Regions from separate parts of the Homo sapiens genome. Here region 2 is linked to region 1. A link is a loop called in an ENCODE intact Hi-C map of the cell type or tissue named here. Cell type or tissue: IMR-90. All regions are shown on one strand.

Evidence for each region. Hi-C counts contacts between places; a loop is a spot of excess contacts. Peaks named below come from ENCODE experiments on the same cell type or tissue, not always from the same donor. Only the 100,000 strongest peaks of a DNase experiment are listed, where the experiment ranks them.
Region 2: it touches region 1 in a loop (3-fold over the local background); 3 of 110 quality-filtered maps call a loop at or near these places.

Annotation. Positions count from the first base shown.
Region 1 is chr17:53,623,557-53,631,556 of GRCh38, forward strand. No RefSeq gene overlaps it. Among named protein-coding and RNA genes, the nearest start is that of KIF2B, 200 kb to the right of the region's middle. RefSeq lists an enhancer at 6,838-7,338. In IMR-90, no CTCF peak of the experiment used is centred here; DNase peaks (open chromatin) are centred at 2,915, 4,185 and 4,645.
Region 2 is chr17:53,718,343-53,726,342 of GRCh38, forward strand. No RefSeq gene overlaps it. Among named protein-coding and RNA genes, the nearest start is that of KIF2B, 100 kb to the right of the region's middle. In IMR-90, no CTCF peak of the experiment used is centred here; a DNase peak (open chromatin) is centred at 4,309.

The DNA.
Region 1 (8,000 bases):
TTCCTATTTTTATCTCTATCCCCTGCTTATGAGTTTTGGGAAATATTTCCAAATTATCTTCTATATTCAATGAGTTTTCTTCTCATTGTAGCCATCCACTGCGATGACTTCTGTTTTGTTAGCTTGTTTGTTAATTAAATACTTTGTGTATTAGTCAGCAATGGCCGAAAATGCATGGTCCTCTCAAATTTGGCATGTTTAGGAACATTTAAAGAGGGACTATATACATAGATATGGGCTGTTTATAAGGATGCTACAAAGGAGAGTTGATCACTCTAGAACTACTGATACCAGAATGCTGTTCCCACCCCAAGCTTGAAATGAAGCATTAGTTCCCAAAACCTTGTGAAAGGGACAGCCACGTGGAGTGGCCCACCTGATATTAACTAATAGTTAGGAGCAGCAGAAAGCCCTTATCAACCCCACAGGGAGACAGTCAGAGAATAATTCATACAAAAGTCATTTAGAATACAAATATAGTCTTCTCTATTTACCAAGGTAGTACAAAAAAATTTAAAAGGCAAAGAAAACAGGCTAACAGTATGAAATAACTTTATATTAGCAAGTAATAAATAACAACACGGAATGGTAGAATTGAGACCAAACATATTAACCATCTTAGTAAATCCAAATGGATTTACCTTGCTTACTAAGAGAAGATTGTCAGATTGGAGTATACAAATCAAAAACCAATTCTTTGCTGTGTATATGAGGCACAACTAAAATTAAAGTGATTCAGAATGGCTAAAAATAAAAGGATACAAAAGCATACCAGGAAAATGCAATAAAAAGAAAGTAAGGTAAAGTTTCTGATATCAAGCAAGGTAGACTTTAGTCCAATACGCATTAAATAATACAAAGAAGGTAGGATTGCCAGATTTAGCAAATAAAAGTATTGAAATCTCAGTTAAATTTGAATTTCAGGCAACCAGGGAATATTTTAACGTATTAATACCCAAGCATCATTTGCTTCAATATACAAAAATTAGTGACTTTAGATAAAATTGAAATTTAACTGGGATTCATTTTTTTAATGTGACCACCCTATTCCTTTCCCACTAAATAACAATTATCCTGAGCAAGCAAAATCTATGGAACGTAATCGTAAAACAACTTTATTTTTGTCTCACTGGCCCTGTAAAGCTGCTGTTTTCTACCAGGTGTTACTCCTTGTCAATAACATTTCTAACTTCTCCAGGGTTGCAGCATGGGGAGGAAGGATTTGTAAGGAGAGAAGAAAGTTCTGACTTGATTCACAGTGTTGTGGTTATTCAGAATACCAATCTTCTTCAATATGTTCAAAACTCACCATTTCCTTTGACATTTATTTTATGGTTTCTTTGGAGACCCTCTTGCCATCTCTGGGGATGTCTGCCTTACAGTGTTGTTACAGGTGAAGACACCTCACTTTTTGCTGGATGTACCCTTTCCTAGCTTTGTAGAAATACAGCACTAACTTTGGGTTATCTTTGCTGATTTTGCCTTGTTGCTCTAGGTGACCATTTTGGATAGGACCCCATATAACCTTGCATGCAAGGCTGATGTGTGTTCACAGGAAGCACTGATACATTCTTTGCTCCTATTAATTTTGGAAGGCTAGCCCCTGCTACCGCCTCTCTTTCCCCAACCATCAAAATAACTCCTTAGCTCATTTCCAGTCCTTTGGATTTTCTAGGGAGAAACATACATTATCTTCTCTGTCTTATGTTGTAAGGGACACATATTATGCTCTCTGAGGCCATAAGCTTCTAATTCTTTAGACTTCTTCTCTTGTATTTTGCCTATTAAAATATATTTAAAACATATGTAACATTTAAAAAAACCTGTACAAAACACTTCAAATAAAATATATATTTTAGTAAATTAGAAGGAATGAAATGATACAACCTCAAATTACAAACTCGAAGATGTATACTTAATAGGTTGCAACATGGTTTTATAATGTGACTCAATATTTCCAATCTTTTGAAAGACAGACATACAAAAGATCAAAGCATCCATTACAAAGTCTCAGCTTTCAAGTATTTTTTTGTTGGGAGTAAAAATGAGGTAAAGTGTTATGGGCTATTTTATAAATATTATTTTATTATGAATATTATATATATTATAGCAATATAAAAATACAAGGAGTATACAAATATATATACATACATATATTTCTTGTAGTTTTATATTGCTATAAGAAACATAATATTCATAATTTATTCATAATAAAATATATACATACATATGTGAAAAATATAGATAAGCAAAGCAGGAAAACAAAAATACACATACCCTCACCAGAGATAACATTTTAGCTTATATATTTCTATTATTTTTCTACATACAATTGTGTATAGGTTTTTATACAAAGGTATACATATAGTATACGTATTATGGCCTGCACTTTTTTCACTAAATTATATAGCATATTTCCCATTCCATTAAATATTCTTTTTCATCATATTACTATTGCAATATATAGCATCCTAAAATGTATTTGCTCATTCCCCTTTGTGGGGACATATTACAAATAATCCTGTAACATGTATCTTTTATGTAAATTAATCATGCAGTTCATCTTGTGGTATAATCGTGTCCAATGCTTAGAAGTTTAAAAACTTCTGACACATATTGCCAAATGGTCTTCCATAAGGATTATGCATAATTGCAGTACTCATCAGCAATTTATTTTTTGCTACACTACCACCAATGTTTGATATGCCTATAAAATAAAAATAAATATTCCTCATTTAATTTTCTTAATAACTGACTCTGTCTAAACACTTTTAAAACTGTTTTCAATGGCACTGGTCTAAAAAATAGAACTTATGTTTGCTTATAAGAGTTTGGGAAGTGCCCAGTATAACAAAGTGTTTTTTTACTACTAGGTTTGTCAGAGCTTTTAACAGGCTTAACATGCTAAAATAGATCATGACTCATCAAAGGAGGTCTATTGCATCTCCATTCCTAGTAGCCACTGAACTCCTTTATCTTGAAACCACAATCAACACATAGGTGAAAGCCTTAAAAAAACACACAAAATGCTGCTATGTTTAATTATTAGTAAATATCAGATTTCAGATTCTCAACAGGCTTCTTTCTGATAACGGTGTTTTCTGTATTACTTTGTGATTTTCTCAAAATTCAAGTTGAGAAACCTTATTTTTGGGATGAAAGTTTCCTGTCAAGATATTCATCATTGATCATTGTTCAAACTCTCTTTCCATTAGCTTTGTTTTTCATTTTTATTTTTGTTTCTTTATTATTTTTTTTAACAATTGCCTGGATTCTTAGAGTAGCTGGAGATCAGTCTGGTTGTGGAGGAAATAGGGGAAGAAAACCTAGGTTTTGCTAATTTATATGTTATTTGTATGTTTGGTTTTTGACTGGCTATATCATCATCCATGTTTGGCTTTAGTAAATATCAGTTTGGCTCTAAAGCATTTCTTGAGAATATTCCCAGAAACTTTATTGTTAGGTAATTGCAAACCAAACTATAAGAAAAACATAGGTTTGCTTTTTAAAATACCTTTTCCATCTTTCAAATCTGCAGTTTTTCCTCACTGATGAAACTAAAGGACCTGGGCATTATTCAAAAAGCAATTTGCTATTATCTAAAATATTATTAGAGGAAATTGAGTAGTCATTTGGACACTCCCAGGATTTCAATCTGGTTATAAAATTAAGATACACACTTAATGATGTTGTGTTTGGAATTCTTTTTAAGTTGCACATCATAAAAAGTATGCAAAATAAAAGTTTAAAAATTCTAAAGTTCTGCTCTTTAACAGATTGTTGAACTTACAAGTTTGACCAAACTAGGTATGAAACTCAAGTACCACTCACTTCTTGAAATAATGATACTTCTTCATACTCCACCTAGAAACAGGGCAAGACAGATAGAAACCATGCTGGATGAATACAAAAAGGTATCAGCATCCTTTTAAGTAAAAAAGTACAGAAAAACTACTGTTAAATTAAGAACCTCCAATGTCAACAATGAGGAAATATTTTTGGAAGGTAAGAAAACAAATTGGGAAAAGTCTGCTTTGGCTAATTAGTTTTATGGAAAGAAGCTACATTCTTTTTTCAGAAAAGCCATGAAACTTTCTGCATTTCTGTGAATCTTAGTAAGCATCAGATGCATGCTTAGGAAATAATTTACAACTCAATTGCATGAGTCAATGTTCATTCAGTCCAGTTAGCCCCATTTTGTTCTTTGTTTTTTCGTAAGTGTTACATATTTTTTGTTTCTCTCTGTTCTCTGTTAAGTATATATTTTCTAGTATACCATTTTTATTCCTTGTTCTTTACTATAATTTTTGAATTATGTTCTTAGTAGTTATTCTGGGAGTTAGAATTAACATTATTTTATAATAATCTAGTTCAGTTAAGTATAAATTTATTTTCCATAGTATGCACACTCTTTTCTATGACTTCGTCTGCTTTATGTTATTGTCAAACCAATTGCATCTTTATATATTAACTCACCACAACTGTTTCATTTTTTATTTATTTTTATCTTTAATTCTTTAAATTGACAGATAAAATGATATGTATTTACAATGTAAAACATGATGTTTTGAGGAAAATATACTTTGCAAAATGACTCACCCTAGGTAATTAACATATGCATTACATCACATAGTTATCATTTTTGTGGTGAGAACTCTACATCCACACTCAGCATTTTTCAAGAATACAACATATTATTAACCACAGTCACCATATAGTACAATAGAGCTCTTGAAGTTATTACTCCTATCTAACTGAAATTTTGTATTCTTTGACCAATATCCCCCTAAACCTCTCTCTGTTAACCACCATTCTACCCTCTACTTCTGTGAATTCAACATTTTTAGATTCCACGTATAAGTGAGATAACACAGTATTTGTCTTTCTGTTCCTGGCTTATTTCACTTAACATTGTGTCTTTCAGGTTTAACCATGTTGTCACAAATGATATTATTTCCTTCTGTTTTAAGGCTGAATATTATTTTATTGCATAAATTAGGTTGGTGCAAAAGTTCTCTGGTCATGGCAAAAACCAAAATTGCTTTTGCACCAACTGAATATAAACTCCGTTTTTTAAATCCTTTCACTGATGGATAGACATTTAGGTTGATTCCATGTTTTGGCTATCATGAAAATGCTACAATGAACATGGGGATGCAGATAATATGTCTTTGGTACACTAATTTCATTGTTTCAAATATATACTAATTAGTGGAATTCCTGGATTATGATTACTGTTTTACGCTATTGTCTTTTAAATTAGTTAGTACAGAGATTTCAAGTTTGGAAGTTAACCGGAACCATTTTTCTAAGGGTAAATGTTTCAGCACGGGCCATAATAGCAGGCAATCTAGCACATTGCCTCCATTAAAGAAGCCTTGCCCAAAGGCAACCATTATAGTCTTTCTGGAGACCCATTTTTTCGGGGAGCCAAGCAGGTCACACAAGTCTAGGAAATCAAAGGGAAATCACAGGCAGAGAACTACAGCTGGCTGGGTGAGCGTGACGAGCCCCAAAAGCTCAGTTTCTCTGGTGCCATGGCTTGGAGGGTCACACCTACAACCATGGGCGGCACATTTAACAGGATGCTGCAACCCAGGAACCAAGGAGGGAAAACAATCCGGGGACACTCCTACTGTCTTCTTCTCCACCCTGGGTCACATACTGAAAGGAAGGCAACTAAAAGGATGCTTTTATTCTCACTTCTTTTTCTAGATGAATAACAGATTGTCTTCAGCTTGCACCCCTCTGGAGTGCACTCTGAAACACTGGAACTTCTTTAACCTCAGGAGTTTGAAGATAAAAGTGACTCATTTTCTTTTACACAAGGGTATGGAATTTTTACTAAACCTTTGCAAGCATTGTAAGACCAGCTCTTTTATCAATCATATCAGGAAGGCCCAAAGATAATAATTCCTCCAAATTACAAAAGCAACCTCCATGGGAACCATCTGCAGCTCCTTATTTGGGGCCTCTTCAAGCTCCTTTCTCGTTTCAGGACCTTAGGCAAATAAAAGGAAACTTAGGCCAATTTTCTGACAACCCTGATAGATATATAGAAGCTTTCCAGAATTTAACTCAGGTGTTTCACCTCATGTGGAAGTATGTTATGCTGCTCCTGAACTAAATCCTAAGAGCAACTGAAAAACAGAAAGATCTGCAGGCAGCAGACAACTCTGGAGATGAGCAACATATGTTCTATAATACACCAAAAGCAAGGAAATGTGACGGGGAATTGCAGAAACACCATTCCCAATTGAAAGAGAAGCAGTTGCTCTTGACAACCCTAATTGGGACCCCAGTAGCTCTGCAGATGAATGGAAAAGAAAGCACGTTTTAATATGCGTTTTAGAGGGGCTACAAAGAACTAAGGCCAGACCTCTCAATTCTAAATTGAGTTGGTCTAATTGTAAATTTGGTTTGTCTATGATAAACCAAAAGCCAGAGAAGAATCCTGTAGCCTTTGTGGAAAGGCTGAGGGAGGCACTGATAGAGTACACCTCCTTAACCCCTGACTCAGTTGAGGGGCTGCTTATTCTAAAAGACAAGTTTATTACACAGGCAGCTTCTGATATTAGAAGGAAACTATAGAAGCAAGCTATAGGACCAGATAGTACCTTAGAGAGCCTCCTGAGGGTGGCCACTTCAATCTTTTATAATAGGGACCAGGAGGAGGCCCAAAAGAGGGAATGCTCAGGAGAAGAACAAAGGCTATAGCAGCTGCTTTGCAGGCTTGCAAATTCCAGGATCCACTAGGTGCATCCGCTAGTTGCTATCCGTGTGACAAGCCAGGGCATTTTAAGAAGGAATGCCCAAACAGCAAGAGGAAGCCACCTCAACCCTGTCCAGCCTATGGTGGAGGCCACCGGAAATCAAACTGCCCCCAGAGACAAAGTTCACTGTGTTTAGAACCAGTCTCACAGAGGGTCTGATGGGTCCTGGGGCTCAAACACTGGCTCCAGAGTAGCAAACTGCCATTATAGCGCAAGAGCCCTGGGTGATTATGGAAATTAAAGGAAGGAAAGTAAACTACCTTCTAAACACTAGAGCCAGTCTCCCTCTTTTCTCTTGTCTAATCCAGGGCTCCCCTTTTCCCACAGCACAACCTTGTAAGGGGTATCTCAGGAAAAACTCTAATCCAATATTTTTCTAAACCTCTTAGTTGCAGTTAGGAGGACCTATTGTTTCCAAACCACTTCCACAATAGATTCACTGGTCAGAAAAGCCTCCAAATTAACTTTAACTCTTTACACCCCACATAATATGGCAAGATTACTGCCTTCTAGGGGGAGCTCTTAGCTAACAAACAGCCAGTAAAGCAAGAAATACATAAGGTAGGATAAACAGTAGTTACTCTAAATAACATCTCTCCCCACACACAAGTGCTCAATTAGCTGAACTAATAGCTCTTACAAGAGCACCGAAATTAAGCAAGGGAAAGGTAGCTAACACTTATACTAACTGGAAGTATGCTTTCTTAGCTTTCCATGCTCATGCTGCCATTTAGAAGGAAAGACATTTTCTTATCACTAATGAATCGCCTATAAAATATCATCAGGGAATTAACAGGTTATTATCTTCAGTTTTTCTTCCATGAGAAATACCAGGGATTCATTGTAAGGAACATCAAAAGGAAACAAAGTAACCAAAGGAAATAGGTTAGCTAATCAGGCAGCTAAGTCAAAGGCAAGGAAGCCTCAAGGCATTAACACACTTCAAGCCCCTTCTAATCTAGGAAAGCTCCATAAGAGAAATTTAATCTCAGTATTCCCCTGCAGAAATAGAATAGGCCACTTCTTGAGGGCGTTCTTTCCAGCCTCACGATGGCTTCAGTCAGGATGGCAAACTCCATTTGTCAGCCCCTAGGCAACGGAAAGTCCTTAAAATCCTTCACCAACCTTTTCACTTTGGAAAGGATAAAACTTAGCAAAATGTTCAGAGATTGTTTTCAGGCAGAAAACCCCTAGTCGGTTAAGCATGTAACCTCACTAGCTCTCTTC
Region 2 (8,000 bases), 95 kb after region 1:
GACTGACTACAGAATTTTCTAGGTAATAGTATCATATTGTCTACAAACAGAGATAGTTTGACTTCCTCTCTTCCTATTTGGGTGCCTTTTCTTTCTTTCTTTTGCCTGATTGCTCTGGCTAGGACTTCTAGTACTATGTTGAACAGGAGTGGTGAGAAAGGGTATCCAGTGTTGTGCTGGTTTTCAAGGGGAATGCTTCCAGCTTTTGCACATTCAGCATGATGCTGGCTGTGGGTTTTTTATAGATGGCTCTTATTATTTTGAAGTATGTTCCTTCAATGCCTATTTTTTTGAGGGTTTTTATATGAAGGGATGTTGAATTTTACATGAAGGGATGTTGAAATCCCTTTCTGCAGAAGCTACATTTCTTGATAACATTAGACTGTTTACCCTTGTTCTTTTTCTTGCATAGAACAAATAGGCATCTTATACATTAAAACCTCTGTGCTTATAGCCTTATAAAATCTTGCAAAAATCAGATATCTAGCACATGGAGATGACAGGATTAGAAGCCAGGCCTGTCTCACTCAAAGCCCACACAAATACTAAGCTACCTTGCCAATTTAGTTTGTTTTGTTGTTGTGTGCTTTCTCACTCTATTTTGACCAGTCCAACAAATCTTAAATTATTGAAGTTCTAATATGTTCAGACAATTTTAGAAACTCTCATTATTTCACAGCATGAATTTGGTTTGGAATTTCAATTATCTTAAAACAGAATGATTTGCATGTACAATTCCTGATTAAAATGGCATGAGATTATCAAATAGAGAAATAGAGAATGTTTATAAGCATTCAAAAATTGATTGCTACAGTCTCTTTCTTTTCTAAGAATCAATGTCTTTGAGCTATTGTGAGAAAAAAGTTTGGGACTACAGTGTCCCCTACCAAACTGGGAAGAAGCCAAGAGACCAAACTATGATTCAGAAAAGTCTAACTTGATGAGTAGATGAATTTATTAGGACTTACATACACTCTTGGATAACATCAGTACAGCTGTAGAGATCTGTGCCACTTCCTGTCTCTAAATTGCTTTTAAGCTAATTTTCTGTGTCTGTCTCTGTCTCTTTGCCTACTGTGTTTGAGTGATGAGACTGTTTTCCTTGGTAGGTTCTCATATATTTTCTGGAATGTTTAGGTTCTCAGGGAAACCTGCTCCTCTATTGGACACCATGGCCTTGGCTCACTGCCAAGTCTTCAGGGTTCAGACAGCAGACATTCACTTGTGAGTAACCTGGTGGGAGACCCATCCCACTACAATCCACCCTGTTCCCCAGCTCTTATATTTTTTTGCCAATCTTATGTGAGTGTCCCTCAACAGCATACAAGGGGAAGAACTATATGTGCCTATAATGTATACCCATGGCTTTTGTGTATAGGCTATACCTATATCCTATATAACAGCATTAAAAGCTGAAAATAACTACAATTATGATGCCTGTTAGCAAAACATAACTCCAATGAATAGGTAAGGTGTCTAACTAATTTGAGAATGAGTCAAAGAGACCTAATTGGTTGTATCATGGATCTGAGTTGACAAATGATTTAAAGCATTTATGACATTATAATTTTCTTTATCTGGGATACAGGCACAACAGGTAGCACCTATAAGGGCACATGTTGTTTGTTCTCCATTGAGTTGCCTATCAGGCCTCCAGGTGGAAAAAATCCCCAGTGAGCCCAGGTTGTATTTTAGGTGTTGTTTATCCAGTTATTCTAGCTCTGTAGAGAGAATGGCAGAATATTCTAAGGCATACCATCATCATTTGTTAGGGGAAGGTATCTATATATGCAACAATCAGACTGGTTGTTGACTGCTGCCATATTTGCAACCCAGTCCAAAAAAGGTGCTACCAGCTGCCATGAGTACCAGGAACAACAGCCTATGGGTATAAACACAAGTGTTTAGTGAGGACCATCATGGATATATTTATTTTAGCATCATTAGCATTGAATTTGTATCCATTGGCCCTATTAGGTGGCCACTGTGGGCTTGAGGCCTGGCTTACAGTACTAGCTTCCCTCCATAGAAGTGGGATAATAGCCAATTGATAAGTTTTGGGCCTTGTCCATGCTACCCGCATGATGATCACTCCCGCTGGTATTGGTACTGCTGCAAGTTGATAGTGTAAGGCTCTTGGATCTCCATCAATAAGCACAACTGGGGCCGGGTGTGGTGGCTCATGCTTGTAATCCCAGCACTTTGGGAGGCCAAGGTGGGTGGATCACCTGAGGTCAGGAGTTCAAGACCAGCTTGGCCAACATTGTGAAATCTCATCTCTACTAAAAATACAAAAATTAGCTGAGTGTGGTGGGGGGTGCCTGTAATCTCAGCTACTCGGGAAGCCGAGGCAGGAGAATTGCTGGATCCTGGGAGGCAGAGGTTTCAGTGAGCTGAGATTGTGCCATTGCACTCCAGCCCAGCTGATAACAGCGAGACTCCATCTGAAAAAAAAAAAAAAAAAAGAAGCACAACTGGGACCAGCTGCCCTCTGGCAGGCTTCACGGCACCCTCTGGTGCAACCATACCATGACAGATGGTGGGGCTGTACAGGTACCCTTGTGGTAGCACCTGGAAAGCCTATTGTTGGACCTTTTAAGTAAAAGCAAACTGGTCCTGTTACCTTTTTGCTAAAGGAAAACTGGAAAAAGCATTAGCCAAGACTTTCACAGTATGGATATTATCCACCTTAAGGATCACCTGCTCTATATTTTCCATTAATGATTTCAGAAGTGTCACCAATGCCCCATATCATAACCTTTTTAAAATTTGAAATGACCCAGACAGTTAATTAGTACTTAAAACAATTTTAAGATTTTTAAACCATACAAAAGTTCTACCTACTGGCATTTGTCTCATTTATATTTACTCAATTTATTTATATTTAGAAGTTTACCTCGATTACTCATGAGAACCAAGACAATAGACAAAGCTAGTCATCATTTCAAGTGATTTTACAGTTAGCCATTTTCATAGCCTGTGAATATCAGGTGTTTATTTAAGCAAAGTCCTTAAAGTTAAACACACAGGCATTTTGGCAGTAACTCAGAAACTTTAGCTAATTTAATTGGACTAAAAATATTCAATTAGTTTTACTTATCAAAAAAATCACAAAAACGAAGACTATTCTGGTCTTGGATAATTATATTCATAACCTTTATTTCAAACTCTGACATTTTATAATATTTAGCTGAGGCCAATATAAAACTCTAATCAGTAAACCCAGAAAAAATTATGTTGACAATTCTAAAGACATTTTTCTTTTACTAATAATTTTAAAGCCAGATTATTTATTAAAAATTACTTAATCAACATGTACTTTAAAAATTTGGACATAATTTATAGGTACTCATGTACTTACAAGTCATTTGGTACCATGATAGATATAATATAGAACATAATACACATACAAAAACATAAAAATGTAATACTTGTATACAGACACACAAACAAAAATCCAATAGCTTTTACCTTCGAACTCTAGACATGAGACACCACCACAAACTCTTTATTTTACAAAGATTTCTAGATCCAAATTACTTCTAACAAAATTGAGATCCGAAAATATGGTTAAACTTTGTTTGCTCTTATAGGTAATTCAATGAAGTCTGTGGACCAAAATTTTGGATAGAGCAGTTTCTATAGAAGTTTGATTATGAAAACCTGTTTTACTCTTTTGTTTCCCTCGATTTCAAATGATTTTTAATGTCTACATTTCAGTTAGAATTGGCCAAACTGTATAAGAAAAATGATATCCCAAAATGGCCTTGAATTAGTGAGTTTTTTCTCCACACAAGTAGCTTAATAATAGCATATTCAAATAAGGCAGGAAATGAAAGAGAGAAATAGAGAACTTTAGAAGAATCTACTTAACTCTATAGTTGCAGCTTAACCATTTGAGCTCCGAACTTTTCTTTTGTAATTTGCTCATCAGTTTTAAAATGTACACAAAAATGAGCCATAATATGTAACCAGCTAGAGTCCTAGAAAACCCGGCATGCCTTTCATCTTCTGCTGGAGTTTCAATCCTTTCTCCCATTTCTGCTCTGCTCTATTTCTCGGTAGCCAGACTAACTGCAACAACAGTGTGCTTGCTGTTCTTATCATACTTTAATATATTAGCTATTAAATATTTATAATACATGCTCAGTCCCCACTGGCATTTTCTGAGCATTCCCATATTCACATATCAGCTCACAGCAGTTGAGCAGTTGGGCGACTCATTTCACATGCATGTTGCTGACCACCTCAGGATTCCCTCCACACTGACTCATCTGTGGTTCTATTCGTGATGCCAATTGTTACAAGAAAAGCTTAAGACTGTAATGTTCCCCACCAAACTGGGAAGGAGCCAAGAGACCAAAGACTGACTCAGACAAGTTCAGCTTAATGAATAGATGAGTTTATTAGGACTTACATTTGGGCACTCCTGGATGGTCACAGGACAGTTGTAGAGATCCACACTGACTCCCATCTCAAAACTGCTTTTAAGCTAATTTTCTAGGTGTTTGCCTACTGTGTTTGACTGATGAGGCTGTTTTTTTGGTAGGTTCTCATATATTTTCTGGGATGTTTGGGTTCTCATGCATACCTGCTCCTTGGTTGAATAGCATAGCCTTAGCTCACTGCCCAAGCTTCAGAGTTCAAGCAGTGGACATACACCCTTAAGTAACCTAGTGGGTATCTTGCCACAATATAGGAGCTTAAGTAACATACATACACCCTTAAGTAACCTAGTAAGTATCATGCCACAATACATGAGCTTCAGATTTTTCTGTGTTATTGACATGATATTAGAGGAAAAAGAAGCTCTTGGATAGAATGGCAATGATAACATTTCTCCAACCCTACATAAATCCTACAAAAAGTTAAGTGAGAAAGGTCCAGTTTCACTCTCATTCCTAATACAAAGCCTGCTGAGTGAAAATGGTCATGAGAAGCTTGTTCACAGTAAAGACTATGGACAACAGTCAGTCTACCTCCATTAATAAAATATAGACTACCTTGGCCGTGAGCGGTGGCTCATGCCTGTAATCCCAGCACTTTGGGAGGCCGAGGTGGGCGGATCAGGAGGTCAGCAGATTGAGACCATCCTGGCTAACACGGTGAAACCCCATCTCTACTAAAAATACAAAAATTAGCCAGGTGTGGTGGTGGGCGCCTGTAGTCCCAGCTACTCGGGAGGCTGAGGCAGGAGAATGGCGGGTGAACCTGGGAGGCAGAGCTTGCAGTGAGCCGAGATCACGCCACTGCACTCCAGGCTGGGTGACAGAGTCTCAAAATAAATAAATAAATAAAAATAAAAACGAAATAAATAAAATAAAATATAGACTACCTTGCAGTTTGGCCTATGTGCAGAGGACAGATGATAGCAGCTATTGTACATTTCTACAATTGGAAGAATGTGAGTGAGAAGGGGAAAAATTAATGCATCAACCATATCTTAAGCTCAAACTCATATGTAAGAAGTCCTCAATATAATGGTGGCCATAACCACGTTTTCAGAAAAAAAAAAAATTATGGCCAGTGAAAATGATTCTGAGAGCATCTACTTATTTTAGAAAATACATATTAAAAAGGGGGTATTTATACCTAAATTCAGGTCTTTTACTTTTTTTGTGTGTTTTTAAAAAATCGTTATTGGATAATACATTCACAGGGTTCAGAATTCAAAAAGTACTACAGAATTTGCAGTGAAAAGCTTTTTTTCAGGTAATTTGTGTTAGCATTGACTTGTGTATCTTTTCAGAGATACCTGTATATATTCAAGCACATAAGCACTAACTCTACTACCTCCACACTTTTTCGAGAATGGCATATTTTAATCCTTTTTTTTGCATTCTGGAATTATCATGTAAAATTTATTGTGGAGATTGCTCCATATTAGTACATTAAACATTCGCTCATTTTTATAACAACTTTTTAAAAATTTTAAAATGTAGCACATAGAGGTAAGACTACTTAACATATAAATTTATAGTTTCAATAATAATAATAACACAAGCACTTACCACCCAGGTGAGTAAAATAGTAACCCAGGTTAAGAAATAGTATAATTCTAGGGATTTAGAACCCCCGGGTGATCCTCCTTAGTAGCATCTGTCTCCATTTGAAACCTCTCAGAGGCATTCACTGTCTTGAATTTTGTTACTTAATTTTTAAAATAAATTTGCCACCCACATATATATCCTTAAATAATATATTAAGAGGATGTCACCAAGATGGCAGAATAGGTCACATGCTCATATCCCCTCACAACAACAAGAATCCCACACTCATCCACAGATGGAAGTCTCTCTGAGGGAGCTTGGAGATTCAGGTATGAGGCTGTGAAATCCCAGTGGAGCCCAAAACTTAGGGAGGCCATTTTGAGTGTGCAGACCAGCCCACAGGTAGCAGACTTGCTGATTTTGCTCCTGAGTTCAAACCCATAAATTTGCCCTGCTCCCTAAAGGGCATGGCTACAGTCATGTTTGGCCCTTAACCTGAAATCAAAACCATCTGCCAAAAGGTCCAGGAAGAATCTTTCACACTAGTGCCTTGGCAGAAAGGCTTGGCTGCCTGCTGACATCAGTCTCAGCAACAGACCTGAAAGTTACTTAGTAACTCAACCTCTGCTCCCCTCAGCCATGGTCCCAGCTTATTACTGCTCACGCAAGAATTTAGAGGAAGACTCACTCATATCTTGTAGCCTGGAAATTATTTACCCATCTGAGACTCCATGATAGGCACAGCAGCCTCTATCTCAAAGCAGATTATGAGAGGCTTCAGTCTCATCTCTGGCCTCTCTTGCTTCAGTTAGGAAGCTGTACCACCTATGTAGGGAGTTGCTAGGGATTCACCCCTGCTGGGGACACAGGAGTGTGCTTGCTGGTCCCCATCCTACAGCAGATTCTGAGAGGGCCCAGTACCAGCTCCAGCCTCTCTCACTACAGTTGGGGGAACTGCTCCATCTGTGCAGAAAACTGCTTAGAAGTGCACACATCTAGGCTACTGAGAAGTCTCACCAACTTCTATCCCGCTGCATGTTCTGAGAAAGTCCAATCTTGACTACAACCCCTCTGACTTCAGTCAGAGGATTATCTTACCTGGGAAGAGAACTGCTGGGAAAATTGCTTGTCTTTGCCAACAGGACAATCTTCCAGGCTCAGTTCCCTAGCCAGCTTTTCACACAGTCCGAGTATAACCCTGCCTTGGGTCTTCTCCAAGTACATACAGCCCAGGTCATCACACTAACCTTGGAGTTCTCACAAGATTTAAGGTGAATCTGGGTTTAGGTTTTCTTCTAGGGCTGAGAAAGTGGCAGCAGTCATGGGATTTGACAATATTCAGCCTCTGAGATTTCTGGACAAGCCCACAGAAGAAAGACAGGCACGAACAAACCAGACTGCATAGATTGGAGTAAATACCTAATTCTTCAATGCACCGACATCAGTGTATGGCTACAAGTGTTAGGAATAATCAGGAAATTATGACCTCATGAAAGGGACAAAATAAGTTGCCAGTGATTGAAGCTAAATAGATGGAGATGTGTTATATTCCAGACAAGAAACTTAAAACAATTCCATTAAGGAAGCTGTATTAGTCCGTTCTCACCCTGCTAATAAAGATGGACCCAAGACTGGGTAATTTATAAAGAAAAGAGGTTTAATTGATTCACAGTTCAGCAGGGCTGTAGAAGCCTCAGGAAACTTACAATCATGGTGGAAGGGGAAGCAAACATACCCTTCTTCACATGTTGGCAAGAGAGAGAGGTGCTGAACAAAGTGGGAAAAGCCCCTCATAAAACCAACAGATCTCATGAGAACTCACTCCCTACCATGAGAACAGCATAAGGGTAACTGCCCTCATGATTCAATTACTTCCCACCAGGTCCCTTCCACAACATGTGAGGATTATGGGAACTACAATTCAAGATGAGATTTTGGTGGGGACACAGCCAAACCATATTGTTCTGATGCTGGCCCCTCCCAAATCTCATGTTCTCATATATTAAAACA